Regions from separate parts of the Homo sapiens genome. Here regions 1, 2 and 3 are each linked to region 4. The links are chromatin loops, found by intact Hi-C in ENCODE. Cell type or tissue: Caco-2. All regions are shown on one strand. Region 1 has its middle 91 kb from the start of PDGFD. Region 2 has its middle 170 kb from the start of MIR4693. Region 3 has its middle 45 kb from the start of MIR4693. Region 4 overlaps PDGFD (platelet derived growth factor D).

What was found. A loop is a pair of places that touch in the nucleus more often than their neighbours do. Peaks named below come from ENCODE experiments on the same cell type or tissue, not always from the same donor. Only the 100,000 strongest peaks of a DNase experiment are listed, where the experiment ranks them.
Region 1: it touches region 4 in a loop (2.9-fold over the local background); 3 of 110 quality-filtered maps call a loop at or near these places.
Region 2: it touches region 4 in a loop (5-fold over the local background); 27 of 110 quality-filtered maps call a loop at or near these places.
Region 3: it touches region 4 in a loop (9-fold over the local background); 2 of 110 quality-filtered maps call a loop at or near these places.

Annotation. Positions count from the first base shown.
Region 1 is chr11:104,251,472-104,259,471 of GRCh38, reverse strand. It overlaps the pseudogene RNA5SP348. Among named protein-coding and RNA genes, the nearest start is that of PDGFD, 91 kb to the right of the region's middle. In Caco-2, CTCF peaks have their summits at 4,702 and 4,904 (motif pointing left); a DNase peak (open chromatin) is centred at 4,891.
Region 2 is chr11:103,678,044-103,686,043 of GRCh38, reverse strand. No RefSeq gene overlaps it. Among named protein-coding and RNA genes, the nearest start is that of MIR4693, 170 kb to the left of the region's middle. RefSeq lists an enhancer at 3,385-4,103. In Caco-2, CTCF peaks have their summits at 3,353 and 3,564 (motif pointing left); a DNase peak (open chromatin) is centred at 3,533.
Region 3 is chr11:103,801,133-103,809,132 of GRCh38, reverse strand. No RefSeq gene overlaps it. Among named protein-coding and RNA genes, the nearest start is that of MIR4693, 45 kb to the left of the region's middle. In Caco-2, no CTCF peak of the experiment used is centred here; a DNase peak (open chromatin) is centred at 3,962.
Region 4 is chr11:103,918,933-103,926,932 of GRCh38, reverse strand. It overlaps PDGFD (platelet derived growth factor D), which reads left to right. Exons shown (of 7, transcript NM_025208.5): 6 at 1-21. Among named protein-coding and RNA genes, the nearest start is that of PDGFDDN, 16 kb to the right of the region's middle. In Caco-2, no CTCF peak of the experiment used is centred here; DNase peaks (open chromatin) are centred at 3,222 and 4,088.

The DNA of each region.
Region 1 (8,000 bases), 330 kb before region 4:
TCATTATTGGCTTTCATTCAGTTTCCTTATCTGGGAAGCATCATCCAAATATTCCCAAGTGAAAAGGAAGACTCAAGTTGACAGTGGACACTAGTTCATGACAGCATGCCCGTATGATGAGTGATTTCCTAAAAAGAAAAATACAAAACAAAAAAAAAAACAGTGATGGAATATGCACTGGAATTCTCTTTGGAATATTGCCCACCACCTTTTCTCTGCTGTACAGGCCAATCTTTTACTACCTCCACAACAGAGACCCATTTAAGGAAACTGGAAACATGGACCAAAAGAAACTTATGCCACATTTTAATCGAGTAAATGTTACACACACACACACACACACACACACACACACACACAGAGAGAGAGAGAGAGAGAATGAATGAGAGTGAGAGAGCGCTCACTGGTCTAGGGTAAGTCCTTAGAACAGAGCTACCTCTAGTTAACCCATAGACTTTACTTTTACTCATAGAGTTAGCTAACAGGGCAAACTCCAGGAAACTCAAATATTTTAAACAATGCAATAGTTTACTCTGTTATCTATTCCCAACAATTAGTGTCACTATACTGACCTGAAGATAATTGGCTGTAATTTCATGTCTCCCATCATAATCAGGGATGTTTCTTTGATCTGTATAAAGGTATACTGTCAGTCATAATTCCAGGGCCACATCAAGTACCCCATAGGACACCATGTTCATCATGTTCAGAATGATTGGGAAGGAATTTTTGGTGTTTTCTCTAAATTATCTGAAGCCTGGATGATGAAGGACAAACTATATTGAGTAAAACACTGATTCATCGCTCTGCATCCACTGAGGTTGCATTTTCAAGCACTTTCAAGATATAATTAGCAATGAGTTTGCCCACGAGGCATTTTTTTCTTTAATTTCTGGCAAGTGTCCTCTGGGTAAGGTGACCATGCTATTACTTGAACTCAATTTCCTGATGAATGCCCTCTGCTGTAACGTTTCTGAGAATCAGACATCAGCTCATAAGGTGCCCAGCTACCTGGGGGGATAGTGGGATCTTTTGGACATACTGGATTATTTTACATTCGGAGCCACTCCCTCACTCTGTGTGTGTGTGTGTGTGTGTGTGTGTGTGTGTGTGTGTGTGTGTGTTTTCTTAGTTGAAAGGTTGAAAGAGCATGAGAAAAAGACAGAGAATGTTCTCCAAACAATCCAACTATTTAAAAAATAAAGTTGCCCAGGCGGACACAAACTGCTCTCCGGAGTCAGAAAAAAAAAAAAAAAGTGATTTGAGCACAAAGCTTACTTCTCCCTCTGCAGACAGCTCCTTTCTAAATCCAGTATTATATCTCCCACTGGAATTCTTGCATTAGCCATTTTCACATCAAAATATTTATTACCAAGCACCTTCTGTCCCTGAACATACCCGTATCACTCCTATCTTAAAAATATCTTCCTAGAAATTGCAAATGATGCAATATTTTGCTCTGTCCCCCTACATTTCATGCCCAGAATTATTAAAAGATCATGCTCTTCTCCCAGCCTTTGATTCCTCACCATCCAATTAAAACATAATCCCTTGCAGTCTGGTTTCCACCTCCACAATTGCTAAAACTGCATTTTCAAATATCAGGGAATGAAACAGCTGGTCCTATGTCTCAACACAAATCCCTCTCCTCCCTCATCTTCATTAACTTCGCACTGTCCATGCCTCCTACTCCAAGACTACTGATCTCGCTGTCCTTTCCAGCTCTGCTGCCCCCTCTGTATCTCTAAATATATTCATTCTCAAAGTTTGATGATTGCCCTTCTCCTCTTTTTTACAGTTTTCATTTGACAGTTTCACAGCCTATGGGGATTGTAGTCAATTCCTTCGTACTAAAGACTCCTAAATCCATTCCTCTAGCCTTACCCCTCCCCAAACCCCGGATAGACATTTTCAGCTCCCTGAAACAATCTCTACAACGGGTATTTCCAATGAAATGTGAGCAAAAATATCACATCAACTCCTCTCTCTCAGTCTCCTCCTCGGCTCCTCAAATAGATGTTTTTTGTTTTGTTTTGTTTTTTGACTTCTGGTTAATGAAGTTTAGTTTGCTCTTAATTATGCAGCTCAAAATATTGCAGGTAAATCTCAGGGATTTTGCTTCTCATGTGTCTATTGGAGGGTCTCTTCAGCCCCACTGTTACACACACATGCACACACACCCATCAGACCCCTCAACTCACACCTAGGGCACTCTCTCAATGCTCCAATATAGTGACACCATTACTTGATTGCCTTTCTGAAAGAGTAGATCTAGCCATGTTTGTACACCTGTTCACAAACTCCTCAATCCGTATTTTGACTCCAAGTCACCTATATGTCTTTGTCTTATCTTCCTGATACCTACTGTAAGTTTCAAATAAAGTGTACCAATTTCTATTCCTTGAATATGGCCTAGATATCTCTTCTTTAATCCCTTTGTTTAATTCTGTTTATTCTGCCTATAATTTTATCCAAACTCCACCTATCGGAGCGTATTCACCCATCAAGGTCCATCTCAAAGGCCATAAGCTCCCTGAAGCTTTTCCTGATTTCTGCACAGTCATTATGCCTTCTCTCAGCTCTCTGTGCCTTTTTGCTTCCACTATCTTAAGCATATTGGTATTTTTTTAATTTGTCACTTGTTTTTGTTTGACTTTCTTCAATCTACAAATAACTTTTCATAAATTGCCTCATCTTCATTTAGTGTAAAGGATATAGGAGTGGAGTCATGAAGAACTGTGTTTTAATATCTTCTTCCCCACCTAGTGGTTGTGTGAATAAGTTGAGATGAGAAAATCCTCCGTAAAGTGGAGCACCCAGATCAAATTCAGGTTTCATGGATCTTCATACAGTTCTGATTCCATCCCACCCCAATGCTACATCTCACTCCCTCTCCCTACTGCAGAGTCTATCACAGAAGCATGCAATACAATAGAAACCCACCGGAATTTAAAGTGAAAACAAAAATTGATTTCAATGTTGGAAAGCAGATACCTTAAATGAAGCTCTGTAAACATCCCTTTGCAGTTAGACAGGCTTGAGAACTTGGGATATGCTACTAGATAGTTTGTATAGTCTCCTTGTCCCATTTAAAATTCATTTTAAAATATATTTAAATATGAATATTGTTCAACCAAGACTACACTTTCTACACAGAGTCCTATCCCATTCCCATCTCCCGCTCACTCTGGTTTACACCCAACCTCCTTTAGCCATTTAAATTATCTGCAATGCCGCCAAAACTCCGTATAGGTTTTTAATCTTTGGTCTGTGTCTATATTTAAGGAAAAGAAAAAAATCAAGAAGAGTTCCAGAATACTAATTAAGTAAAATAAAATCTTCAATTAGTTAAAAAGAGAGAAATAAACAAGAATCACAGTTTCAAATAATTTTTCCATTCCTTAGAAGACAAAATTTGAGAACTCAAAAATATTAGTGTTCAAGCCTCAGTGGCCCCTTGTTCATAAAGAACTTTCTTTCTTCCTCATTTATACTCTAATAATGCTTTGTATGTCTCTTTAAGAGGAAAAAATATCACCTAACCTCTGAGCTTCAGTTTCCTTATCTATAAGTAATTTTAGTAATTTTACCTACCTTACTGGATTTTCAAGACTAAAGGAGATATGTAAATAAAATGCTTAGCATAATGGCTGACACATACTTGAAGGAGTTGTGTATTACTTAAAAGTCTACTTTTCTTGCTTTTCCAATAGACAACAAACTCCTTGAGCACAAAGTCTTTTTTATGAGCTTGTTATACTGCTCAGTACCTAGCACTGTCTCTTGCACATAATATGTTCTCCATGAACAGTTTTTTATTTATTAATTAACTCGTGGGGATGAGGAGGAAATAATACGTCAGAAATATGTAGAGAGTTTCTGAAAATTCATAGGCTAATTCCCAACCCCAGATATGATGGTTCAGTCAGTCTGGGTTAAAATTTGGACACATTTGTTAATGCAGATATTCCTCAGATGATAATTACAACTATCATTGTTTGAGAACTATTGGTCTAAGTCAACTGGTCTGATTCTCAAGCAAAACCATCTTTGATTCTAATCCATATATCTCTACTTCTTACCTCATTCCGTTCGTTTTTGGGTCTTTATACCATACCTCACTCTTAATTGGATTCTGCATGCAATGATCAAATAACCTGCTGTTCATTTACATTTGGATTATTGTTTGCACAGATTACACATTGGTGTATCACCTTTTGGATTGTTCTCTGCATGTTGGGTCCAATGATATATTTTTTTTATCTATAGTGTAGCATCCCTACCATAGTAAGTGCTCTTGGGGATGTAACTAATTACTTCTCACATTACTCCCTGGCAACACAACAAAATAACTTATGCCTAAGGATACATCCATGAGGCACACTTCTCCAAGAACAGCCAAGAGCATATTCTATTAAATCTCATTGAATATCAGAGATTAAAATTACTTTTTAAAAACTTATTGATGATTCCATGTAACCTAATTATTTCCTAAGAGTATTAACCAAGAGATAGAAGTTAAACAATGTTTAATATAAAGAAATATTTACAATATAAGTGAATTACCTACTGGGGTGGGGGGAATAGCATTCAGAACTCTGAAGAACAGGAAAGCAAGAAATAAAGGGAGCAGTCGCACCTCGAGGACCAAAGCAGAGTGTTCAATGAAGTCGCCAATCTGGAAGAGCCCAGACATTGTTGGAAAGGATGTAGGTGTAGGCCTTGGATGACAGGGACTTCTGTGGAGGTGCTGCGTGGTGGACCTCGCTGGAATCTATCCTCCCGGGTCTGAGAAGTCTTCCACTGGAAGGTGCCAGCCTGCCCTCCGGGAGTCAGCTAGTAATGAGCACACCCCAAACCAGGAAGAGCCCCTCTCTCCTCCAGTGTCCTTCCAGCGCCCTCTATTGGTGAAGCCGGACAATGAAGGGTGACTATGGAGCTGAGAGGCCTGGGCTGTTACTGATGCACTAAGCAACTGAAATTCCGAATGTACTTATGTACTTGCTTGAGATTAAAGACTGAGTTAGTGACAGAGCAGGGACAAAAACTGCTCCCAGTCCGAAAACCCTTTGCATTATATCATTGTGGTTAGATAATCCTGGAGTTGATTTTGAAGAAGAGAGGGGCTGGGAAACATTCCAGGAAGAGTGCCTCATATGTTCCAAGCTCTTACAATCTCAATATAGCCTTCATAATAGGTCTTATTCTTTTTTAACTCTTTGTTGTTGTATAGACAATGCAATTGAAACTCAGAGAAGTGAAGTCACTTGATGGTCATATAGGAAATATGTGACAGTCAGGATTTGCTCTCTGGTCTGACCTCAAAGTTCATAATCTTTTGATTATACTGCATTACAGAAAAAAGTGCACTAGACTGTGATGGGAAAAAACATTGAATTTATGTTTTTAGTTGTGACAGATTACTTTTGCACTTTAGTCATCCAGTTCAAATGAGTTAATTAGTTTTTCAGGTCTCTGAATGAGAGAAAACAACATCGCAGTCCACAAAGGCATGGCAAAGCAGTGTTAAAAATGTGGAAGCACATCAAATACAAAATCCATAGAATTATATGAAGAAATAGGTTTTTCAGCAAGTGAAGTATCTTAGTTTATCATGAACCAAATTGTCTAATTTGCATCTGTGACTTTTTTAAAACATTATAGCTCGCAGTGAATAATTAATTGATTTTAAGTCAGTTTGGTTCAGTTGGAGGCTACTCTAACTTAGCATGAATATAAAAATATACACATTTTAAATAATACATTTGCAAGAAATAACTGGTTCCAAAAACCTCTACCTAGTATTGAATAATTCTGGCAAGATACTTTGATATTGTTTTTTATTGAGACAGAAATTATTTCCAACATAGGTAAAAGAAAGTTTATGTGTTATTGGTCAAAAGCTGCCATTGAACTTATTGCTCTAAGTATTTTTTCATAATTTAAAATTGATAATGTAGGCATTGGTTATTTCAGTAAAATGGGTTATCAAAGGCTTAGTTTGACTAGAAGGTTAAAAGGAGCTAAAATCTAGAACTTGCTGTTAGTCGTATACCAAATGCTAAGCACTCCTTTGCAAATGCAGGGACCAGGTAGTAACCATAGTTTCCATTGTAAAGCCTGGACATAGACTGACAGCATCAAAACTTATCATTTGTATCATCTGTGAAGACAGCACCATCACAAAACTAAACCACATGGGTTTCAAATTACTTCAGCAAGGCACATGGTAGTAGTGGATTGTGTATCTTAAACTATCTCTGAGATTTACTTTACACATACATGTAAAGGACCTTGGCCTATTAAATAAGACTATTTCTTAAAATAGAGTGACAGTCCCAATTCTCTTCAAATTTCTGAGTACTCAAATACAAGAAGACAAAAATACACTCATGCTTTAAGGTACTGAAGATGCCTAGAATCCCATCAAGCTCTCAGTGAGGACCAGCTCTCATTGATTTCTCTCTCTTTCTCTGAATTCTCAAACTAAAATTACAGTACTTAAATTATGCAATTTTATATTGCTTGCTACAATTTATTTTGTCTCACCCATGCATTCAAAATCAGAACATAAAAGATAAAATACTTTTTAGTCTGTATATCCCTACAACTGTCTTGAACCCAGAGAAGGCTCTCAATAAATATCAGTAATGTGTCGTTTGCCTCTTTTAGGGGATGAGAGTATATGTGTACTCACAGACTACAATTATAAGTCACTATATGTGTTCATTCATTTATTTTATAACTCATATTAATTTATGGCACCTGCCCTAATGGAGCTGTATGCTGACAGATTATGGTAAGTGTGATGAAAAAGTCGAAGTTTCCCATCCAAGTACTAACCAGGCCCAACCCTGCTTAGCTTCCGAGATCAAACGAGATCGGGTGCAAGCCCGCATCGCCAAGTCAATCCTAAGCCAAAAGAACAAAGCTGGAGGCATCACACTACCTGACTTCAAACTATACTACAAGGCTACAGTAACCAAAACAGCATGGTACTGGTACCAAAACAGAGATATAGATCAATGGAACAGAACAGAGCCCTCAGAAATAACGCCGCATATCTACAACTATCTGATCTTTGACAAACCTGAGAAAAACAAGCAATGCGGAAAGGATTCCCTATTTAATAAATGGTGCTGGGAAAACTGGCTAGCCATATGTAGAAAGCTGAAACTGGATCCCTTCCTTACACCTTATACAAAAATCAATTCAAGATGGATTAAAGACTTAAACGTTAGACCTAAAACCATAAAAACCCTAGAAGAAAACCTAGGCATTACCATTCAGGACATAGGCATGGGCAAGGACTTCATGTCTAAAACACCAAAAGCAATGGCAACAAAAGCCAAAATTGACAAATGGGATCTAATTCAACTAAATAGCTTCTGCACAGCAAAAGAAACTACCATCAGAGTGAACAGGCAACCCACAAAATGGGAGAAAATCTTCGCAACCTACTCATCTGACAAAGGGCTAATATCCAGAATCTACAATGAACTCAAACAAATTTACAAGAAAAAAACAAACAACCCCATCAAAAAGTGGGTGAAGGGCATGAACATACACTTCTCAAAAGAAGACATTTATGCAGCCAAAAAACACATGAAAAAATGCTCACCATCGCTGGCCATCAGAGAAATGCAAATCAAAACCACAATGAGATATCATCTCACACCAGTTAGAATGGCAATCATTAAAAAGTCAGGAAACAACAGGTGCTGGAGAGGATGTGGAGAAATAGGAACACTTTTACACTATTGGTGAGGCTGTAAACTAGTTCAACCATTGTGGAAGTCAGTGTGGCGATTCCTCAGGGATCTAGAACTAGAAATACCATTTGACCCAGCCATCCCATTACTGGGTATATACCCAAAGGACTATAAATCATGCTGCTATAAAGACACATGCACACGTATGTTTATTGTGGCACTATTCACAATAGCAAAGACTTGGAACCAACCCAAATGTCCAACAATGATAGACTGGATTAAGAAAAT
Region 2 (8,000 bases), 240 kb after region 4:
GAACAGAAGTGGTAAAAGTGGGCCTCCTTATATTGTTCCAGTTCTCAGGGGGAATGCTTTCAACTTTTCCCCATTCAGTATAATGTGAGTTTGTCATAGATGGCTTTTATTATCTTAAGGTGTGTCCCTTCTATGTTGATTTTACTGAGGGTTTTACTCATAAAGAGATTTGGATTTTGCCAATTCTTTTTCTGCATCTATTGAGATGATTGTGTGATTTTTGTTTTCAAATCTGTTTATGTGGTGTATCACATTTATTGACTTGCATATGTTAAACCATCCCTGCATGCCTGGCATGAAACCCACTTGATCATGGTGGATTATCTTTTTGAGATGCCGTTGGATTCAGTTAGCTAGTATTTTGTTGAGGATTTTTGCATCTATGCTCATCAGGGATTTTGGTCTGTAGTTTTCTCTTTTGGTTATGTCCTTTCCTAGTTTGGGTATTAGAATGATACTTGCTTCATAACTATCCTCTTTATTCTGCATTTCCTGGGTTTTTTCTCGTTATCATATATTTGTTTCATTATTTCTTAATGATCCAAATTCTCACCCCTGGAATATAAGCTCCTTGAAAGCAGGGACTTGATTTATGCACTGCTGTTTCTTACTACTTAAAACAGCACTTCCCCTATAATGGCATTCAGTAAGTATTTGTTGAACTAATTCCCTGAGAGCCCATGTAAGACAGTGAAAGACTTTCTCTGTCTCTGTGAAATTCCAGATTTTCCCAGAAGGGAAACAGGAATTTCAGAGCATGCAGAGCCCAGAGTACTATCAGAGAAAGTGGAGGAGCTGGCTCTCAGACGTTCTTTCATCCATGTAACCCTCTAATGCTTTAAGAATTGCACTGTTATAGGGTTAACTCCGTGGGGTCATCTCTTTTGGAAAATCTTAGTTAGGGAAGTCAGATGTGTATGATAGCTAAAATAGTTGTTAACTCCTAAATACCTATAACATTACAGGTACTGAATAGGATTTTATACAACAATCCTAAAACATAAGTAATATTATCCCTATCTTATAAATGAACAAATAGACAATGCCAGAAATGGAACTAAATTACTCAAGGTCACAAAGTGAGAAAGAGGCAAATTTAAGGGTTTGGGTTTAGATTCTCTCAAAAGCAGATCCTTAGTTTAGGTTCTCTCAAAAGCAGACCCTGCATCAAAGATTTGAGTACAAGCAGGTTTTTGAGGAGGAGAACCCAGGCAGTACTATGAAGAAGCAGAGAGGAGAGGCTGGGAAGGAAGGAAAGCCAAAGAAGGGGATTTAATGTGTAAGTAACTGGGGCTGCAACCCAGTAGGAACTGCTGAGAAAGTGTGTGGAGCACACCTCAGAACTGTCCCCCACATGGACGAGGAAGCGAGGCAGTTATCCACCAAAAACGACCCTCGTTGGTCAGGAATTCCTTCTGTAGTTTTAACTTTTCCACGCTTCTGACCTGTCCCACTTGTGGACTAAGACACTAGATGTCCATCAAATTCCCTGAAGCAGAAAGACACAGGAAACATTTCAGCCTGAAAGGGAACTGACCAGAGGTGACCTCCAGGATGGACTGAGGGAATGCAGACAGGGCAGCGAACGTGTCTGCCACACATGCAGGTGGTCCGAGAGGAAAATCCACTGCTGTCAGCATGTTATTACACCACTCGTCTAATTATCTCCACTTCAGACCTCAAATTTATGCAGGATTTGTAGACTCACCTATTTCCCACATCCTACAACCCAGCTAGTCTTCTTGATGGGTTATTTTTATGTACATAGTTTTATTCACTCATTGGTTCAGCAAATATTTGTGAAGCCTCTTATTTGTGTCCATTCAAGGGATAGGAACTCAATGATGAATAGAGCAGTTTTGTCCTCGAGAATTCTGCTCGCAGGTTATAGAAGAGACATAAGTAGGCCAACAATTTTGATAAAGTTTGGGGAGACTATGAGATGGAAATGGGTAGAAAGGGAAGCAATGGTAAACATTTGTCACAACCCATTGAATTTCACGTTAAAAATGGTCTTTTGTTGTATGTGAATCATACCTCAATACAGCTGATACGTATATTTTAAAGGTTAGGGATAAAGGAAATAAGCAATTAGGTCTTATCACCGCTATTCTAATGTAACATGTTACAACCCAGGAAACATAGAACACAGTTGCAATTTTGAGGCTAAACAGTGGACACTAAGAAAAAAGTTTCTAAAGCTCTAGTGTATATCTGAGTCACCAGAAAGCCTTGTGAAAACACCAATAGCTGAGCCCTGCCACCAGAATTTGTGATTCAGTAGGTTAGGGGTGAGATCCGAGAATTCACAGTTTTGATGGAGTCTCCAGTGATGCTGATACTCTTGTTCACAGTCCCACACCTCTAGAAATAACATATGACTGTACTAAGGAAATGTGTTCAAATCATAGTATGATATAGACTGAAGAATGCAACATTTTCCCATAAATAATAAGTGAATTGTAAATTTACACTGCAGCCCAAGACTGCTGGGGTGCTGGTCTGTTTCTTAATGTAGGTGGTGGTTATATGGGTGTGTTCACTTTATGAAATTTCAGAGATGTACACTCATGATTTGTACACATTTCAATATGTATCAAAATTGAACAAAAAGTTTAAATAAAAAAGAAAAAAAAAGGAATGTATGGTTCATTTCCATCCCAGTAGCCCCCTTAATGAAGTGCTTTTCGAGACATATGTATGCTTTATTTAGGGCTTCTTTAACCTAATATAAAAAGAAATCAACTTTCATGAACTTTCACTGAAAATATTGAGCCATATATCTTTGCCTCTAACACTATCATAGGATCCTAGAACATGTGACGTTCTCAATGGTTTGCAGATGAAGGAGAAACAGAAAACGAGCTAAAACACATTTGTTTTAGACTCTCAGAGGAGTAGGAGGAGGGAGATTAGTGTTTTCTAATGGAAAAATACAGCCCCAAAGGAGCAGCCACTTGCATCTTGAACATTAAAAAGCAATCACAAACAGTGCTTCATGCAGCCACTGAGCAGTTTCTGGAGAATTGAACTGAATTTCCTCCTCTCACATTTCTTTTAAGAGGTGCTTTGCCATGAGAGTATTTCCAAGAATTGGAGAGTCACAATAGTTACAAATACCACTGGCCTGAAGAATTCTTGGCACTTGAGGAGCTGTAGGGATTTATACATTAGTTGAGCACAGAGTTGGTGTGTGAGGCTGCATGCTACCAAGACAGGAACATCCATCGGGTTTCAATGGCACCTTTAAATCACCCAGCACTGTGGGGCAACAGGCAGGACAACTGTCTGCATTCTGCTTCCTATGCAATTGTTTAGTCATGAGATGGCATGTTCTCTCCTTTTGCATTAAACAGCAGCTCCACTGAGGTTATAATAATCGTAGTGAACGTTTGTACCATGTGGTGCCACTAAAAAGCCTCTTTGCATGTTGTGCCTTCTACTGACCAGAGTTTCTGTGAGCCCAGCTCCTTCCGTGCTTCTTGCTCTGGGTGCACTGCCTGAGATTAGCACTCAGCTTTGTCTGGCAGTGGTAATTAGTGTGATGTGCTGTGATCACCCCCTGGTGTTGAGTCTGTGCAATAACAATAACATCTGACCTTGGTGTCAACTTCAAAGCAAATCGGCAAAAGCTAAAAGGTGGCTTGATCGACCTGGACTGCTGCGCATTAGAGTTTCAAAAGATAACATTACCACATAAATAGCCTGCCAGGGATGGAGGAGGGGTGAAAAGAGGCTCCGAGGTAAGAGGGTTTTTCTATAGGAATGTTCTACAATCATTTCAGCATTACACAGCAACTCTGTTGGTGGAGATTATAATAATCACACTGAACATTTGTATGGTGCAATGCCATTAGAAAGGCTCTTTCCGTGTTACAGTCATTTCCCACGATTTGGTGGTCTAAATATAAAGAACCACCAAATGCTTAGTGCTCAGTACTGTGCTACTCGTGCTGAAAAGGACACATGTGAGCGCATGACGGGTGGTATCTTCCAGGCTGCCTGCTGGAGCATCTGGTGGGGTGGTCACAGTCCTAATGACTGTGTGTGCCTCTCAGGCCTCACTCACGCTGCTGAAAAGATTGATTGAGAGGAATTAATCCCATCTAAAAAATAAACTTGAGGCCATTTACTAAACGTCACTAGGTCATACATCTGTCTATATGTCAAGTTAAAGGTTTGGGTAGAAAATTAGCACCAGGGTCTAGGCCTAGTTTTAACCACCAGTTTCCCCTCACTTGAGTACTGGGAGTTGCCTTAGCTAGGAATGTCTTGGTAATGTCTTCATCCTGGTATTATTCCAGAATCTCTTTGCCATACTGGTTTTAGGTCTTGATTCAAGTTTTTTTTGTCTATTTCTTACATTAATGTGGCTGTTTGCTGAGATTCTTAATACTCAAATTGTAAAGAGTCTCTGGTTGCTTCTAGCCTGAAATAAACAGAGCTGAAAAGGTAATTTCTGTTTTCCACTGTTACTCTTATCATCTCTGTTTCTAATTCCAATTGCGCAAAGACTCACAGCACAGAAAGTACAAAATGTGGAACTCCTAACTAGAACTACCAGATTTTCCCTGAGGGATGGGACCCACCCAGCTGAGAGCATGGACATAGTTGATTGGCTACACCTTCAGAGTCGAGGACCAGACCTGGGGGTTTGGAGAGGTCATCTATCTATTCATTTATACACACACACATGTAAACGTATATACATACACATACCCATGCACACATGATGTACATATGTGTATCACCTCAAGATGCTGTGTGAGGATTACATGGCAATACCTATAAACCACTTAGAATGATATTGGACACATAGTAAACCTGAATAAATGTCAGCTATTATTATTTATTCTTTATATATCAGTTCACATGTCATTTCCTCCTGGAAGCCTCCTCTGATCCTTGGCTAAGTTTAGCTTCCTTTATTGTGTGTTCTTTGAAGACGTCTGCCTTTCTTTTAAAGCATTGATATAATCTGAAACTTAGATCTGTAGTTTCACAGATGTCTCCTCACTCTACATTGCCAGCTCTGTTTTTTCCTATGACTGTATCTCTGGAGCCCAAACTCTGTTAGGTGGCCAGTAAATACTTGTCAGTTATTTTAGCTGAATGAATCTCTGAATCCCACTGAAAGTCTCCTGCTTAGCAGGGAATGAGGAAAGGGAAGGAAAGACATCTCTAACTAGAGGCTGAGAAGAAAACACAGTCTAGACTCAAACACTCTTCCTCTCTGGTTATTTTCAGCTTTCTAATCTGCAGCAGCTAAGCTTAAGAGCTGCTACCTCAGGACTAAAAACTTATAGCAGGGCATGGTGGCATGCACTTGTAGTCCCAGCTGCTTGGGAGGCTGAGCAAAGAGTACTACTTGAGCCCAGGAGTTTGATCAGTGAGCTATGATCGCACCATTGCACTCCAGCCTGGACAGCAGAACAAAACCTTTTCTCTAAAAATAAGTAAATAATAATTTTTAAGTGCCTTGCTTGGGGGTTGTGAGATCATTATTATTCAATTGCTTGGGGTTCAGTACACATGAGCCACAAATGTCCTCCAAAAACCCAGGCTCTGGGGCAGCCTGACCTTGAAGATGTAGGATAAGACTAAAATTGTCCATCCAATGTGTGGGTGTGGTTTTTGGGGTCCCTTTTCACACTCATATCATCTCTTTTAACCATAAGCAATAATTGTCTTCTCTCCAAAGATCAGATCAAGTGCTCAGTTGGTTCTTCCTCCCTGTGTCCCCCAAACCATCCAGGAGCAGGGGCTTGAAAGATTTACAACACTTTACACTACTTCAACAGCTATTTTAGGTGAGTTTTGGCTCTGGACTTTTAATTGCATTCCTTCATTCATACAGAATGGCCCAGCTTAGGTGTGAAAATTGCCTCTAAATGTGATTGGTATTGATGAAATTCCTATTTGGAATAAATAATACATAGACTACACAGGGAAAGGGATGATAGATAAAACAAATTCAGGCTAAAGCATGAAGACTCTCAGTTTCCTCTGAGCTATCTATACACTGCCCAAAAAGTTCCCCATGGGAAACCACTTATGGTCTTATAGGGAACGAGGACAAATTCTGAGGCCTTTGTAGCACCAGAGCATAGCCCTGAGATGAAAGAATCTGAGTGCTTTTAGTCATCCATGACTAGAAAGGAACTGGGACATAGTAGGTACCAATAAATATTTGATTAATTAATGAAAGTCCTTTAGACTAAAATCTCGTATATATTTGCTGTATGCTGATATACATTTTACAGTGAGATAATCATCTTCATCTTCATAACATGTATGAAATGATTGCTCTGCGTCCTGAGCTAGGCCTGCACACATCAACCAATTTAATTTTTGCAACAGTTCTATGACATAGGTGCTGTTAGTATCCTCATCTTACAGGTGAACAGATCAAGGCTCACAAAAATTAAGTCACTGGCCCAGGCTTGCACTAGCACTAGTAAGACTCAGATCTATGCGATTCCAAAGCCCAGGTTTTTGACTACTCTAACATAAGTAGCCTATGAATTAAGGAAACTCCCATAAAACATTAGGGTTCATAACTTAATAAATATGATCTTATTGCTGAATTTGTATTTCCCTTCATAATGCTCAAATTGACATTTTTTTAAAGATAAGGCTGGGCACGGTAGCTCATGCCTGTAATCCCAGCACTTTGGGAGGCCAAGGTGGGTGGATCACGAGATCAGGAGTTCTAGACAAGCCTGGCCAATATGGTGAAACCCCTTCTCTACTAAAAAAGATACAAAAATTAGCCGGGCATGGTGGCACACGCCTGTAGTCCCAGCTACTCGGGAGGCTGAGGCAGAAGAATCGCTTGAACTCAGGAGGCAGAGGTTGCAGTGAGCCGAGATTGCGCCACTGCACTCCAGTGGCACTCCAGCCTGGGCGACAGAGCAAGACTCTGTCTCAAAAAAAATAAAAAAAAAAATAAGGCTTTTCCAGTTAGTGGTTATTATTCCCTCTTAAAATTAGCAGGGTGATTTTAGAAATTATAATCAACCATCATTCTTTGCTTCTAACATAAAGAAGCATCTTTACATCTAGAGAGTAAAACATGAGAGGATGTACTAAGGTCTCTGTCAATTCTATCTTCACATGCTCAGCATCATCCCGTTTTCTATTAAATGTCCTTTGAGAGAAGTCACCTGCATAATTACCATAGGACCCCTGTCAACACTGAAAAGGATAAAACTCATTGTCTGGAACTTCTATGGCAGAGAGAGACAAATTATTATGACATTATGAATAACAGTGTCATTATTTGATCTGTGGCAAATTAAAAAACACAGGACAAAGTAACATAATTTAGAAAATCAAAGGTGCTGGAACCAGCATACAATACAAACTTTCCAAATCTAAGAATATGAGGGAGGTGCTAAAAAGGAGATCCCTGCTATAAATGGGCATGGGAAACTTTGGGGATAACGGATGTGTAGTGATGGTGCAATGATTTAATGGATGTGTCTATGTCTCAAAAGTTAGCAAATTGTATACTTTACAGCAAATATGTATGGTTTACTGTATGTTAACTACACCTCAATAAAATTATATGTTTAAAAAATCATATGAAATCAATCTCAGTTGGCTGAAGTTTTTGAAGCCATATATTAGAGAGATATATTTAAACCAATTAAGATAGCCCATGTATAACTCCATACTGGCATAGAACTTCACAGAATATGTTCAAATACTTTTTAAATTTTATTTCGCACCAATCCTGTACACTGGAAAATGAAACTTGGAAAAAATAAGTTACTAATTGAAGGTCCCGAACAAAGATGTTAGGTCATCTGACTGCAAATCTAATGTTCTCTTCTTTATATAAAAGCAGACTCCTCTGCTACTATGGCCTTCTTTTCAACAGCAATGCTTTTAAAAGCATAATTTTTTGTCAACATAACCCTGGTCAGAGTAAGACCCATAGCTTAACTTCACTATATTTGTACCATTGTAATTTCCAAATGGAGTTATTTACCTTG
Region 3 (8,000 bases), 120 kb after region 4:
CAAGTATTAGGCTATTTTATTGGCAACTTTTTTATAAAGCAAAGTTAGCTTCAGCTTAATCTCTTAGCAAATTAATGAAGGTTTTTTCCTTTAAGAGATTCTAAAGCTACTGGTGTTACAATTAGGTTCTATTACTAATTTTTAAAGAAGAGAAGAATTTCTCTGTTCATAATTCCAATATCCAATTACAATAAATTATGCAAAAAGACTGTTGCTACTTTGGAAGAAACTGTGAGGAACATCTGCCACCCTAAGCGCCAAGAGGTCTGACTATGATATAACATCTTAGGGTTCAATTTCATTTGAAAGTCTTAATTCTGTCTAAGTATACCACTGTGCATTACACTGTGTGTAATGTCAGAATTAAGACTTTAAATGTTAGAAGGAAGGAAGAGAAGGAGGAAAGGAGGGATAGAAGGAAGACAGAATCTCCATGATTAGAGTTTGGTTTGGAAGCCTAGTTTCTTTCTGAAAAAGGTCAATCACCATGGACTGGCTCAACCCTGAAAAGTTTCCAAAGTTAGGCTGATGTGCTCTGTTGAAATTCACCCAAGAATTGTACACCTTATTGCTGAGAAGTCACACCAGATGTCCTGTCCAAGGACTAATAACGCTTATTCCTGTAGGCTACATCCATATGTGAGGAAACAGAAGAGAGCATTTCAGAGCTAGTTAGTCAACTTTAAGTTATGCTCAGTGCACTGTATCGGGAATACAAAAGCATTTTCCAGATGGCATCATAAAGTTAGTTCATTTTTGCAAAGCACCATCTCATTTTTGAGAAATAGCCGCTTGTTTTTCATTCCCCTTGGTTGTTTCAGAATTGCTTTTTCTTGCCATAAATGCAATACTTAAACTAGAGGGCTGGTTAGAATATTTGCTGTATATTATAAAAACTGCCTAACAGACTATGAGTGTTCAAATATGAATTGACAAGGAGATTGATAATACATGGTCTTAACCACTGGCCAGGCCATCAAGGAGACAAAGAGCCAGATGGATATTGGGATTCTACTTTCACTGTTAATGATATAACCTTGGGTAATTCACTTAATTACACTGTGTTTCAGTGTCTACATATGCATGAGAGCTATTCTAACTCTCAGAAATTCCTTTGTGAGTCATCTAAGAACCACCTATTATTTGAGTTGTTTCTCTACCTACTTATCTATGTGAACTCTCTACTGTAGCCAAATTATCCCACTCACTTTCTTCCAAATACTCTGTATGCAACTCCAAATTTGTGTCCTTCATCAAGCTCTTTTCTTGGCCTAGAATGCTCTTTCTCTTCTCTGTCTAGCCAAATCCTGCCGTCTTTTGAGGCATCAATCAACTGTCCTTCTCAGTAAGGATATTCATGTATCTGTGCTACTCTATAAAGGGATTTACACATGTAATCACATTTAGTCATTAGAACAGCTTTATAAAGTAACTATTATTGTGCTCATTTTACAGAAGAGAGTATGGTACTTGAATAAAATGCTATACTGTCCCAAGGTCCAAAGGCGCCGTCAGGACTTAGATTAGAGCTCAGATTTCTTGGTTGCTGAAACCTGAATTCCTTCCACTACTCCACTCAGTCTCCTAGGGATATTTTCGTGTCATTTGTTGCAATTATTGTTATTATTGTTATTTTATACTCTTTTAATGCAAAGGCTCATGTCTCCTTACAGAAATAGTAAATGCCTTGAAAAAAGGAATACTATCTTTGTATTTCCTACACCAGAATGTAAACTCCACAGGGGCTGAGAATTTGACTTGGTTATTCACTGCTCCTACTTCAGTATGTAGAACAGTCCCAGACATAGTAGACACACAATAAATACTTACTGAATAAATTTCACTATGTCTCTTATGGCATCTGGGTTTGCATATAAACATTCCCAATAAATACTTGTTCTTCTGGCACAATAAGATTGTCCCCTCATAAAGATTTCTAGATTAAAATCTTCTTAGATATAAAAAAAAACACTTTTTCTTTATAGCTTTCCACGTCTGTTGTCCCTCTTCTGCTACTAATCTTGTCTTCTCAACCATGACTATTGTCAAATCATTCACCGAATATTTACATTACTCTTGGTTTTTCATGCTGACACCAAACATTGTCACATTTGACTCTAAATAATACAGAATGAGAATCACATCCTGAGTATTTATCCTCAATAAAAATCTGCTTACTAGATATTATTTATTGAGCAGTAATTATTTCCACACTAAGCACTTCATTTATATTAATTCTTATATAAGGACAAATATTCTGAACCCCATTTTACAAGTTAGAAAAATGATGCTCAGAGAAATTAAGCAACTTGCTGAGGACCACATAGATAATAAAATGATGAGCTAGAATTAAAGCCGGGGCTTCAAACCACTGAATTCTACTACATCCAAGTGGCTTGTGATGTTCCGGGAGAAGAGGCTAATATCCTTGCCAGCTGGCATGGCCAAATTAGACAAGTCCTGACAGTCAAGTCAGATATTGTGAATTATGAGACTGCATTTTTGAGGGCTGACTATTGGGAAAACTTCAGAATTATCAATGGCCCCACAAATATCAATTGTTTCTGTTCGTTTTCTTGACTTAATCTCAAAATTATTAAACATTCAACTAAAATTCCAGTTCCAAGTGATGCTATTTAGTTAGTGAGAATAGCTTCTATTCATTAGTGGAAGAAAGTCATTAATATGTAACATTATTATCTCTAACTTTACCCTAGTAAAGGCCAGTTGGTATTTATTAACATTTGGAATACAGATATTTTGCTAAGCTTACTTAACAAGACTGCATCAGTTAATGTTGACGTTAGTTTCGGTTTGGCACTGAGTCACAGCTCTTTGTTATTTCAAGGAGTAAGAATAAGTGAACTAGTAGTGTTTCAGTGAATATTAAAATGTGAAAAGCAAAACACAGTGAAAAACATGACTTCTAAGTATTTGCAATAACTCATAGTTTTTTTTTATAATTTTGGAGATGGTGAGAGTCTAGTTGTCCTTCTGTCTTCTAAAATAAACTGTATTTGGAACTTTGGCTTAAGCCTATTTTTAATTCATTTTGGTAAGTACTACTACAAGCTTTATCAGTACAAGTGCCTTTCAAAACACAACATAATCAGACAAACAGAATGTTATAGGTTGCAAATAAAAGAATTTAGATACTGTTTCTTTCTGTGCTACCTACCATATCCAACACTGGATAAATTGCTCAGAAAACAAATGTTAGTGTATTCAGCTTTAAGTCAAGGTTAATGCATAACTCAAAGAATTTTAAAGGGATCTATAAACCCACAAAGTGCTTAGAATTCTTTCAATCAAATCACATTGTAAACATTGGGTAAAGGACTGAGAGACTGTCATATGCTACTATTTTCTGTATTTTGACTTCTGTGTATATGGTAATAGGTGCACAGCAAGCAGTGAATTTAATTCATAATACCTGTTATGTAGTTCAATCCCAGAAAATAGAGGGAAAAAACTGGAGTGTAGCTTAGGAAATAGTATTGTTGTTGAGGCTCTTAGGAAACAGTATTATTGTTGAGGCTCTGTTGTGATATTAGGAAATCAGTAGCCTTTCACACACTCGAGCAAGGAAGCTGACTGTTAGTGTAGGACTCCAAAGTCTCTTGATCTACAGGCTTTAAATCATTGCTTAGGAAAAAAAAATAAACAATATATTCTTGTACTAGCAAATCAGGAATTAATGATAAATTATTTAGATGACTGCAAATTGCCTGTGGTTTTCACCTTGAGTATATGCACTACAAGCAGATGACTGGGTTTTTGTTGTTGTTGTTGTTGTTGTTTCTGAGACGGAGTCTTGCTCTGTCACCCAGGCTGGAGTGCAGTGGCGCGATCTCGGCTCACTGCAACCTCTGCCTCCCAGGTTCAAGCAATTCTCTTGCCCCACCCTCCCAAGTAGCTGGGATTACAGGCATGTGCCACCACGCCTGGCTAATTTTTGTATTTTTACTAGAGACGGGGTTTCACCATATTGGCCAGGCTGATTTCAAATTCCTGACCTCGTGATCTTCCCGCCTCGGCCTCCCAAAGTGCTGAGATTAGAGGCATGAGCCTGAGCCACCGTGCCCGGCCCAGGTGATTGTTTTCAGAGGATGTTTGGAGTTCTTTATTAGCAGACAGGATGCATTCATTAAGTATTCACTAAACGTGTATTGAACACCTACTATGTGTTCAGCTCTGTAGAGAGTGCTGAGATGAGTCATATATGGTCCCTACCTTTAAGGAACTCATCATCTAATGGAAGAGAGAGATATATCGACTGCCAACTGCAGGATGCATCCCAATATCATTCTTTCTCAGAGAGACCACACACGGAAGAAATAATGTGGGAAACATGGAAATATACTCAAAAGTCAGACAGAAGGAGGGTTATAGAATTAAAACCTATTAAATAATAATAACATTTAGAAAATACAGAATTGGATATATGGGAATCTTGTTGCAGAAGGAGGGGAAGCAAAGAGTTGGACTGAGGTTAGAGATAATGAGGGAACATGATGTGGCCAATGAGAGAAGCAGGGAGAGTTGTGGAGGAGAAAGTGTAGTGTAGTTGTGGAGGAGAAAGTGTAGTGGGGAGAAAGTGTACTAGACAAAGCAGGCCTCCGCTCCTGAAAGAAGCCAGTGACAGCAGAACACAGAGTCTCCCACCCATATGAACCTCTGGGAGAGCCAGCAGAAACCTCAATCTTTTCCCCAAGGGGTCACAGGACGAGTGGCTACAGGAAAGGCCATGGCCAATGCTTATAGCCTTGCTTACTCTTCCTCATTTTGCCTTCATATGGCCTTGATCTGGCCTATCTAGTGGGGTGATACGTGACAGAAATACCACAAAAAACATGAAATGTATCCTCTGTTTGCTTTAATCCTACAACAGTCTCTGCACTTAGCTAAGAGACATAAGGATGACTTTGTCCCATGGTGGAGTGGCGAGGATACTCCAAACTCCAAAACTGTATATTCTTAATTGTAAGTTCAAAAGCTTTGATCTAAGTGGGAGTTATAAGGATTTGGAATAAAATATTACAGAAGCTGGTTACTTCCTCTTCCTACCAATGCTATAATGTTTTAGTTTGAGTCTGCTGCTGGGATAGGGAGGAGTTATTTAATCTGGCTGAGTTTAAATTTTAAATGACTGAGAAAACACTGAGTAGTGTATCACCCTAGAGAAGTCTGCAGAAATAGAATTCAAGGTAGAAATTAAGTCCAATTTTAGAAAAACAGAGAGAGCAACATTTTTGCGCACAAGAATTTGTGAGTTGGGAAAGTTGCCTCCCCCAAACCTACTTTCATAATTTATAAAGATATTTCCTTTTAAACTAACTTCTGGGGATTTGTGTGTGAAAAAAATTACTGCATTATAGGTGTTAAAAAGTGCTTTAGGAGCCCTGTATGATTTGACTTGAACTTTTCTTTCTATAAATTCTTATTTGCTAAAGCTTAAAGGCCCTCACCAGAGTTATTTTTCTTTGGCTTTGTAATAATTTGCATCTGAATCTTGATTCCTTGCCCTGTGAAACACCGTGATTTGGGGAATTAATGGTGTTCTGAATAATATATTTAGGATGCCCAGGTAGGCTTAAATAGGAATCCTATCTGGATAGTCACACTGGGTTCTCTCCAGGAGGTAGGCATACCTGGGAACTCTTGAGAAGGGTGGACCAACTGTCTGTTTCCATGGGGAATTATCTACATCAACACTCCTGAGAAAGAACTTATCCTAAAGGAAAAGAATACAGATTAACAAGATGTCTCTCTGGACTCACGTCTGAGTCACAAGATTAGGGACTGCAATCAAGAGTGGAAAAAATCTTGAAGAATTGACTCACTAAAGCTTCCGTCAGACATTGACAGCTCAATGGAGCATTGCTTTGCAGCCCCTGTAATGGTAATCATATGAAAGCATTTGCCCCACCCCAGGGTGACCGTGGGAACCTGGAGAAGTTAAGAAATGAATGTAATAGACTGAACTGCAAGCTGTGGCAGTCTGGGTCTGGAAGGAGAAGAAGCTGTAGAAGATATTTTCCTTCAGTAGCTTCTCCACAGCCATGGTGGGAGATGGCAGAAACAGCCAGCATCACTTCTGGGAGGTGGACCACAGAAGAGAAAAAGAAACAACAGACCCAATAGGGTAGGTAAAGGATGCCCTCCTTCACTCAGGAGAAACAGTTCTTTCCTTCTCAGTCTCCTCTGAGAGGAATTTGAAGAGATAGAGTTGGGGGTTGAGAATAGGCTGGAGTGGCTATAGAGTGAGTGGGGACAAAGTCAAGGAACTTCTGTGTGTGTGTGTGTGTGTGTGTGTGTGTGTGTGTGTGTGTGTTTGCATGTCTGTTTATTGTCACTGTAAATCTATTGTTTACCCCTAAGATCTGGCCTGGTTAAACAACAACAACAAAGGTCTGCTTCAGTTTTTGGGAGGACCTTCTAAGTAGATTTCTGAATTAGGCCTCTCTTCAATTGTCTGGGGTCCCTTTCACATGAAGACTTTTCTGAAGTGGTCCTAACTCCATCACTTAAAGTGCTGTTCTAGCTTACAGGTCCACCAACGGAGGACCTAGATGGTTAGTTGTGATTTCTGAGGGGAGTGGTGGTGGTCATTATTGTCATTTTCCAGATGATGGGTAATCAATGTAGACAAAGGCTCTCCCTGGCAAAGTGACAAGAGTATAAGGAATCAGGAGGTGTTAATTAGCCTTTCGTGGCTCAGCTTCTTCATCTGTGAAACTGAGGTGATTCTTACAGTGTAGTGTGCAACAGAATCATCTGCAGAACTAAAAACAAAAAGAGCAGCTACTTGAGCTTCATAAATACCAAGTTAGAATAACTGCAGGTGAATTTCAAAAGAGCTCCATAGGCATGTCCACCCCACTGGTTAAGGACCACTGAACCATATTTTTCTCCAGGTTCCCTTTCACCTTTGAAATGCTATTGTTCCTCATAAATTTGTATATAATGTTTGTGGAAGATTAAATAGGCACAGTACATATTAAAATTTGTGAGACTTTTAACTTTTTTTAAATAGAAATTTATCCCAAAGAAATTAGGTAATGCACACAAACATGTGTAGTCCAGAATAATTATTCTTGATTATGAAAGCAAACCATTGAGACAACACCAACAATTAACAATAAGATCTTATTTATGAGATAAATTGTGGTATATCCCTAAAACAAGTTACAATTAGTCAATGAAAATTTAATTTTAAGAGACTAATTAATGATATGGAAAATGTTCATAATATATTTGTAAAATAAAAGCAAATTAAAAAATATATGCAAGTGTGGTTGTATATGGTTATAAGTGTGTGAAAATTTATGCTGAATGAAAGATGCTAGACACAAAAGAGTATACATGGTGTGACTCCACTTATGTAAAACTCTAAAAATGACAAATCCAATCTATAGTGGAAAAAAGAACAGTGGTTGCCTGAAACAAAGTAGACATTAGAACTGGACACAAGGCAACTTTTCGAAGTGATGGGAATGCTTTTTATTTTGGTCCTGATGGTGGTTACATGGGCATATAATTTGAAAACTTAAAGTGGGTACATTGTATGGTCTGAAAATTATTCTTCAATTAAAAATATATTTTCTTTCAACTATGTAAAAATGAATATCTAGAAAATTTTTTTGTATAAATACCTAAATTCTAAGCTGCTAAAACAAGTAAACTACTGAAACAAAATGAGGTGAACACTATTCCTTCCATTTTTTACAACTATATGTGCCTGTGCTTTTAAAAAAATACTGGACATATGTAAATATAAATACAAATGGTGGTTATTATGTTTGATGGTGGAATTAGAATTTTTATTATACTTTTCTATGGCTTTTTTTCAAAATTTCTAAAATGAACATGTTATAATTTTTACTAGAAGAAAATAATCATTTTTAAATGTCTGTTTAGAAGATGTTAAGCTGAACACAAAAGCACTGGAAGAACAGATGAACCAAGAGTTTCATTGTTAAGTTATTCTTATCTCTAAT
Region 4 (8,000 bases):
ACCGTGAAAAAGTATCATGAGGTATGTCATTCTTAGATTTCTTGTTGCAATGCTTAATCTATAGGATTCAGGAAGACAGGGCCATTGCATACAGTTGTTCAGGTTGTTCACTGCACAAGGGCACCCAGCCAGGGTTTGATTAGGAGCAGAAATTCTACCCACACTAGGTTTGCCAAGCCAAGTGTCCTGATGACAGGTTAATCCTATCCTGACGAAGGCACTGTTTTTTCTAATTTGAACAATACACCATGTGGATCAACATCAACATTGTTAGAATATATAATCAAATATGTGATACAGTAATTTCAGAGCTTGACCTACTTGCAGAAAGACAGAAAAAAAGAGAAATATGATGTTATTCATTTACAGGATATGACGGCACAATCTCATAAGCAAAACCTTAATTCAATTATATCATTTAATAAATTTGGCACAATAAAGATAGCAAAATATAAATTGTCAAAGATCTTTTTATTTTCTAAATATGAAGTATGTTTCAACCGGAAATGCTCAGTTTATTTTAACTATTATTAAGTGCTACTCAGGGAATCAGCTCTTGGATTATGCAAAAATAGACAAAAGTAAAAGAATATAGGAGGAACAAAAACTTAAAGAGCACAATAACCTTAATAATAGTAACAATGGCATTTATTGCTTGACAAAAACTATTGTAAGTAATCATTAGCTCATTTAGCACCCCATCAACAATATTGTAAAAATGTCACTATTTTTATTCTTTTTTTATAGGTGAGTAAACTGAGCCCTAAGAGGATCAGTAAGTTGGCCAGCATGGCCTGGTCAGTAAATCACAGAGCCAGGACTCCAACTCCAATCCACTGGTTCCAGGGTCTATGGTTTTTCTTATCACTAGTAATATATAGCACTTTATTGAGCATAAAAGATAGGCCGGGCGCAGTGGCTCACGCCTGTAATCCTAGCACTTTGGGAGGCCGAGGTGGGTGGATCACCTGAGGTCAGGAGTTCAAGAACAGCGTGGCCAACATGGCAAAACCCCGTCTCTACTAAAAATACAAAAATTAGCCAGGCGTGATGGCAGGCACCTGTAATCCCAGCTACTCAGGAGGCTGAGGCGGGAGAATCACTTGAACCCGGGAGGCGGAGGTTGCAGTGAGCTGAGATCGCGCCATTGCACTCCAGCCTGGGTAAAAGAAACTCCATCTCAAAAAAAAAATTACATATATATATATATATATATGTGTGTGTGTGTCTGTGTATATATATATATATATATACACAGACACACACACATAGAGAGAGAGAGAGAGAGTAGACTGAAGAGGAGTTAGAGCTCTTCCGTGACATAGGCAGCAGCTCTAATTACTTTATTATTGTGGAAACACATGCAAGTCACTAAAGTTTTGACTCAGTTTTCACATATTTAAATAGGACTGAAAAATTAATATATCAGATAACCCCTTCCAGAGTTGCTCTGAGGGTCAAATAAAATAATGCATATGAAATATATTTTGCAAGATGTTAAACATCATGCAGAAATATGTTTTAAAATATAAACTAAAATATGAAGCAAACATCATTGTTAGGAATTACTGTTTGAGTTGCTCTCCATCAGTGTCCACAGCAATCCCATTACTGGGTATATACCCAAATGATTATAGATCATTCTGCTATAAAGACACATGCACACATATGTTTATTGCAGCACTATTCACAATAGCAAAGACTTGGAACCAACCCAAATGCCCATCAGTGATAGACTGGATAAAGAAAATGTGGCACATATACACCATGGAATACTTTGCAGCCTTAAAAAAGGATGAGTTCACGTCCTTTGCAGAGACACGGATGAAGCTAGAAACCATCATTCTCAGCAAACTAACACAGGAACAGAAAACCAACCACCACATGTTCTCACTCATAAGTGAGAGTTGAACACAGGGACACAGGGAAGGGAACATCACACACTGGGGGCTGTCGGTGGGTTGGGGGTTGGGGGAGGGATAGCATTAGGAGAAATACCTAATGTAGGTGATGGGTTAAAGGGTGCAGCAAACCACCATGGCACGTGTATACCTACGTAACAAACCTGCACGTTCTGCACAAGTATCCCACAACTTAAAGTATAATAATAATTTTTAAAAAGTGTCCACCACAACAAAGGAATAGGTAGTTCTCTCTAAACAAAATCTCCAGCTTTGTAAAACTGTTTTTTGGAGGCTTTTGTGGTGGTGGTGGTGTTTTGGTTTTGATTTCTATTCTGAAAACAACACAAAAATCGTAGTAAGTTAGGAGGTAACTTCTGGATTAAGCAAAAATGAGTATGTAATAATTGATATTTTCAACTTGGAAAATGTAGGAAATTGTTCCACCATGACCATACTTACTTCAGACAGGGAAACACTATTTTAGCCCTACATGGAACATATTTTCTTAAGTCATAAGAATTGCTTGATCCACCCCACTGTTTTCAAAGGAAAAAAAATGTTCTCATATCTAGAGAATGCTATCATCTATGTTCATTGTGTTTTATTTTTGTATGAACTGATGAACTCTAGATTGGATGTTGTCCTTCACTTCTAAGAACCTGAATTTTATAACCTTTAATCATACCCCAAGGATAAATGCAGAATGCAGTAATCAGGTTATAGTTAAAATAATCTAGGAAGTGACAAGGTCTCTACCTAGTAGTAACTGTGAGGAAGAACATTCAAGGTCAGGACTTTGATGTATTTGTGGAGTGCTTTATTTTTATCTTGACTCTATGCTCAGATAGAATTTTTAGCTTGATTTAAAAAATTACTTATTGTGGGAAGAGCAGAGTGAACCATAGACCCCCAAAGACCCTTGCCTCCCAGCCAGTTAGTTTTGAAGAACACTGAAGGCCTGGCTACCCTCCTCCTCTTAGTTCCTTTCTTATCTCTCTACACAATAACCATTACTTGCAAATTTCTGTTCTCAGTTAATGTGTAGAGGGGAAAACTCTTGATCTCTTTGTTCAGTCGCATGAGTGGATTTGAAACATTGGCATCCTTTGAAACTGTATCTAAAGCATCTCTTTAAGACATGTGTCCTAATATTTTTACTTCTAGAACTCTGCAAAGCTCTATAAAATCACTCTGTCAAGTGCTGGATGAAAGGAAAAATAAACATCCATCACCAGCCAGTAACTGCTTACCTGGAACAAACACTCCTGTCATATGCCCCTGAGACTCCTGAAATACCTTTGAGATGTGTCACAATTATCACTGTCAAGTGCCCTGTGGGAAACAGCAAAAGGCTTATTCCATTTCCAGAAGTGGGGGTTGCTTGAGCCTAGTCTCATTAGGGAAAAATTCTAGTCCTTTATTCTGAATTCTGTGTCTGTATTCTTACCTCTGAGAAATGAGAAACCAGTTTCCCCAGCTCATGGTTGCAACTGATGAGATGTGAAATGAGTTTCTGTGAAAGATGAGCACCCTTAAGGGGGTAATGAGACCTTGTCACATAACAGGCTTGTGTGATTCTCCACAAATATTTCAGTGCTCAACCTTAAGGAATTTAAATCTGGGAAACTGGAAAGCTTCTAACGAAGCTAATATTGCTTTTTTCACAGGTCATATTAGTTGTCCTGTAGGGTTTTGAGCGGTTTTCACTGTGCAGTAAAATGTGACTGTCTTTATTATTTCTTGCTCTCAAAAGTTTGTAGGTACCCTGTTGAAGTATTTTTCCTCTTTCTAAACAATCATTCTATGCTTCTTGGAATATACTAGATATAGAGTAGGAAAAATACCTTTTCTTCCACCCTTCCTAGGTTCATGGCTGAGGCCACTATAACAAAAGACAGAATAACAAAGGAAAAGTGTACTCATTTATTGAATATGTTTTACGTGACACAGAGGCCTTGGTAAGGAAGACCCAAAAAAGTGGTTCAACCTGATAATTTTTTACAGTAAGTTTGATAAAGTGTGGATAGTTGTGGAGAAATATGATAGGGCAGAGTATGATCTAATGGTAATAAACTGGGGAAAATTAGCAAGGCCTGTTTGTTCAGATTCTTATTTGTTCTACCTTTGTCTTTGGAGATAAGGATTCTTAGGCCAGGAGCAGTGGCTCATGCCTGTAATCTCAGCACTTTGAGAGGCCAAGGTGGGATGATCCCTTGAGGCTATGAGTTCAAGATCAACCGGGTCAACATAGCGAGACCCCCCCATCTCTAAAAAAAAAATAAATAAATAATAAAAAAAAGGAATTATTTTTAAGTAGCCAAGTGTGGAGGATGTGTCTGTGGTCTGAGCTACTTGGGAGGCTGAGGCAGGAGAATTGCTTGAGCCCAGGAGTTCAAGGTTGCAGCAGAACATGATCATGCAACTGCACTCTAGCCTGGGTGACAGAGTAAGACCACATCTCAAACAAAAAGGCGGGGGGGAATTCTTCTTTCTTCTGGGTATAACAGGGGCACCTCTCGCATGAGGGTCTTATGACTTGCTACATGGGAAGGTCAGAAAATCCTAGGTTTTATGACTTCCTTCAGGATGGAGGGTGAGGGGAAGGTCAGAGTGATCTTTCTGCTTTTCTTGTTTTCTCAAATTCCTTCAGCTTAAAACATTTGGGAGTACAGTGTCCTGAACCCCATCATAGAATATAAAAGATAATTTGGGTAGTGATTTTTGTTAAAGGGAGGATTCCAGAAAAACGTATTGTGTAGACAATTAGAAGAAACTATTATTTCAGTTCTCTTCTCTTGATAGTGTATAATGAAGGAAGAGGATATTTCCTAAAAGTATAGTGACCTATTAAATTATTACTCAACTGTTTTTCATGATTTGGTGCCCTGGCTGTATCCATTTAGTCAACAGCCAAAAACATAGGAAGCATCAAAGAGATAAAGATAGATGTTAATTTCCTCTGTTCTTCCTCTCATAATTTTCTCAGGATGCTTGACCTAACCACCTGCACTGTCTAATAGATCTTCCTGTAGTGATAGGAATAACCTATATTTGCAATGTTCCATATGGTAGTCACTAGCAACATGTGGCTGTTGGGCACTTGAAATGTGTGTAGCACAAATAGAAACTAAATTTTTAATTTTATTTAGTTTTAACTAATTGAAATTTAAATTACCACACAAGGCCGTGACTACCTTGTTGAATGGCACAAGCCTATACCTATCTCTGATTCTGGCACATTTATAGCATCTAGAATCACTTAGACATCTAGACAAAATGAAAAAAAAATGACTTCTTCTTGTTCTAAGGTAGAATTTTGTATTAAACATTTGCATTTTATCACAGTTTAAGAGTTAGGAGATGTATTAATAAATTGGTACAGATTATCCTCAATGATGGTTAGATTTAGATTTTTTTTTTTTTTACTTTTCAGTGGGTTTATGGGGGGGTATTAATGCATTTTCAACTTAAAATATTTTTAACCTCCAATGGGTTTATCAGGATATAGCCCCATCATAAGTCAACGAGCATCTGTATTTATACATGAAATATGAGGTTAGAGTAATACACTGTTGACCTTCAGATTTGAGGTAAAAGAATAGTACTTTGTTTTTACATGTTTGAAACGTCTGTTATTGAAAAAAAAGTACCTAAATTTTCAAATTGAGACCAAAGAAACAGAAAATAAATTTCGCGCAAGGAGTTTTCCTTCTCTAGCAATAGGGAGGGAGTTTTTGGGTCATGATTATACCTAACCATAATAAAAGTCAAGAAAATCTCTTTTCTGTTATTTTTTTGGAAACCTCATAGCTAGAACTTGTGGAGTCTCTCTGCCTCTTGTCCTTTCTCCACCTTTAAGTGAAGCCTCATGGTCTGTGATGTTTTCCTACCAAGAGAGGGCAATAGAGCAGAAAACTTGCAGGACTAGAAAAGATGTGGGTTCTGGTTCCAGCTTTGCCACATGGAGGGGCAACTGAGGACCAGCCACTTAAAACTTCCCAGGGCCTCAGGTTTCCTCACTTAATCCCCATAATAACCTACAATTTTGAGTTCCCAGGCAAACCTGAAATTACATCATATTCATTATCTGTTGTTACACTTTATCCTGCCCCCAAAATCTTAATGAAATTGTGTAAGGAATAAAAACAAATTGGTGGTTGAAATGCTAGGTAAATGCAAAAAGAATAAAGATATGATCCAGAACAGTAAATGTTTATAGACTGCTTATAAAAAAGTTAATTCACTCATCTTGACAATGGCAATGATAACACATGTGCTTCTTACCACCTGGGGATACTGGGTGAATGAAGGCATCTGAAGACTATAAAGTACAAGACAGATGTGGGTGGAATTAGATGAGAGCCTGGTCTGGCTTTCTCAGTTCTGATTACATTTCTTCCCTGATGACTCACTTACAAGTTAGTGAACTCCTTGTTTAAGTATTACAAACTGCACACCTTCTCCCTTCTCAATCTAGCTTCACATCAGGCCTTCCTGCCAAAGCGGCAAACTTGCCACATGGGGCAAGGTACTCCCCAAGCAGACAAGGCCCATCTGTGTCATGAGTGATACCCAATGCTAATGCCATGCTCTGAAATGTAGTGCCCACCCAGGCTTTCCATTATGTTTTCTGCAATTGGTAGGCTGAACATGTAGTCAATAATCCTCTAAGGTGCTGTCAAAATCATTTAACTATTTAGTTCTGTAAAGTTAAAACTGCAACTGAGTACACCTCATAGTAACCCTAGAGTCTCACAGAACGCATCTATTTGAAGTAAATATGCACAGATATCATGATTGCATTTTCAAAATTCATGAGCATGTTATAAACTCCCACTATAACCCAGCTTTTTGTCACCTTCAAGCTTAACTTCTTAATATAACACTGTTGAGCTGTTTGTCATTTATGTCTTTTTAACTGAGTACTGTGTCTTGGGACTTGATATCAGTCCTTCTGTTACAATGCCAGCCACTGCTGTGATTATTGCCTGCAGGTTGAGTAATTACTCAGGGAGGAAATAATATGTTATCCCTTCTCAAGATATTTTTGCTTGTAGTCACTTAGGTTTCAGAATAATTCACTAGCATCCCTTAAAAATATTGACTCTGTGTACATTTTTTATAAAGGCTATAAGCATGAAAGAGATCAAAAGAGAAGCTTTTTTTTTTCCTTGAGAAACTGTGTGTGCTGAAAACAGCCTGGTTTAGAAGTTAGGAAGAGACCGGGCGCAGTGGCTCATGCCTGTAATCCCAGCATTTTGGGAGGCTGAGGCAGGCAGATCACCTGAGGTCAGGAGTTCAAGACCAGCCTGGCCAACGTGGGGAAACCCCATCTCTACTAAAAATACAAAAATTAGCCAGGCGTGGTGGCACGTGCCTGTAGTCCCAGCTACTTGGGAGGCTGAGGCAGGAGAATCACTTGAACCCGGGAGGTGGAGGTTGCAGTGACCCGGGATCACACCATTGCACTCTAGCCTGGGCAAGAAGACTGAAACTCCATCTCAAAAAAAAAAAAAAAAAAAAAAAGGAAGAATCTTAAACTCTTAATGATTTGGGTTTATATAATGCATTTGTCCTGAAATACGTACTTGTGTTCCTAAGTCAGCCATTAATTTGAGAACTGTTACAAGGCCTTAACAGCCTTTTTTTATATTCTCAATAAACAAGAACCAGACTCAGCAGATAGCTTTTCTGCCTGGTATTGTTTTATTAGTGTAAATAGCTTTATGGTGAAGATTTATTCAGACGTTTATTGGCAACAAGGTGAGTAACTGTAGTTAAATATCTTTTGTGATGAGGTAATTTGCAAAACTGAGCATCTTTGATTTTGTATGGTGGTATGAAACCCACCAATTGGCTCAGTCACACTCCATTTAGTAGACGTCAAGTTTCCCTGGCTTTGTGTGGTTTTCCAGAGTGGAGAGGAGTCAAGATCCCCATTTGCACCCATAGGTGTTAAGAAATGCTGGTTGCCCGCCAGTGGATTTGTTATTTCTGGTTGTGTGCTTCCAGCTGTGAATCATAGCTCAGAAAATAAGAAAGTGTTGTGTGAGGGTACCTATTAACAAGTGCCCTTCAGCTCCTATAATTAATTCA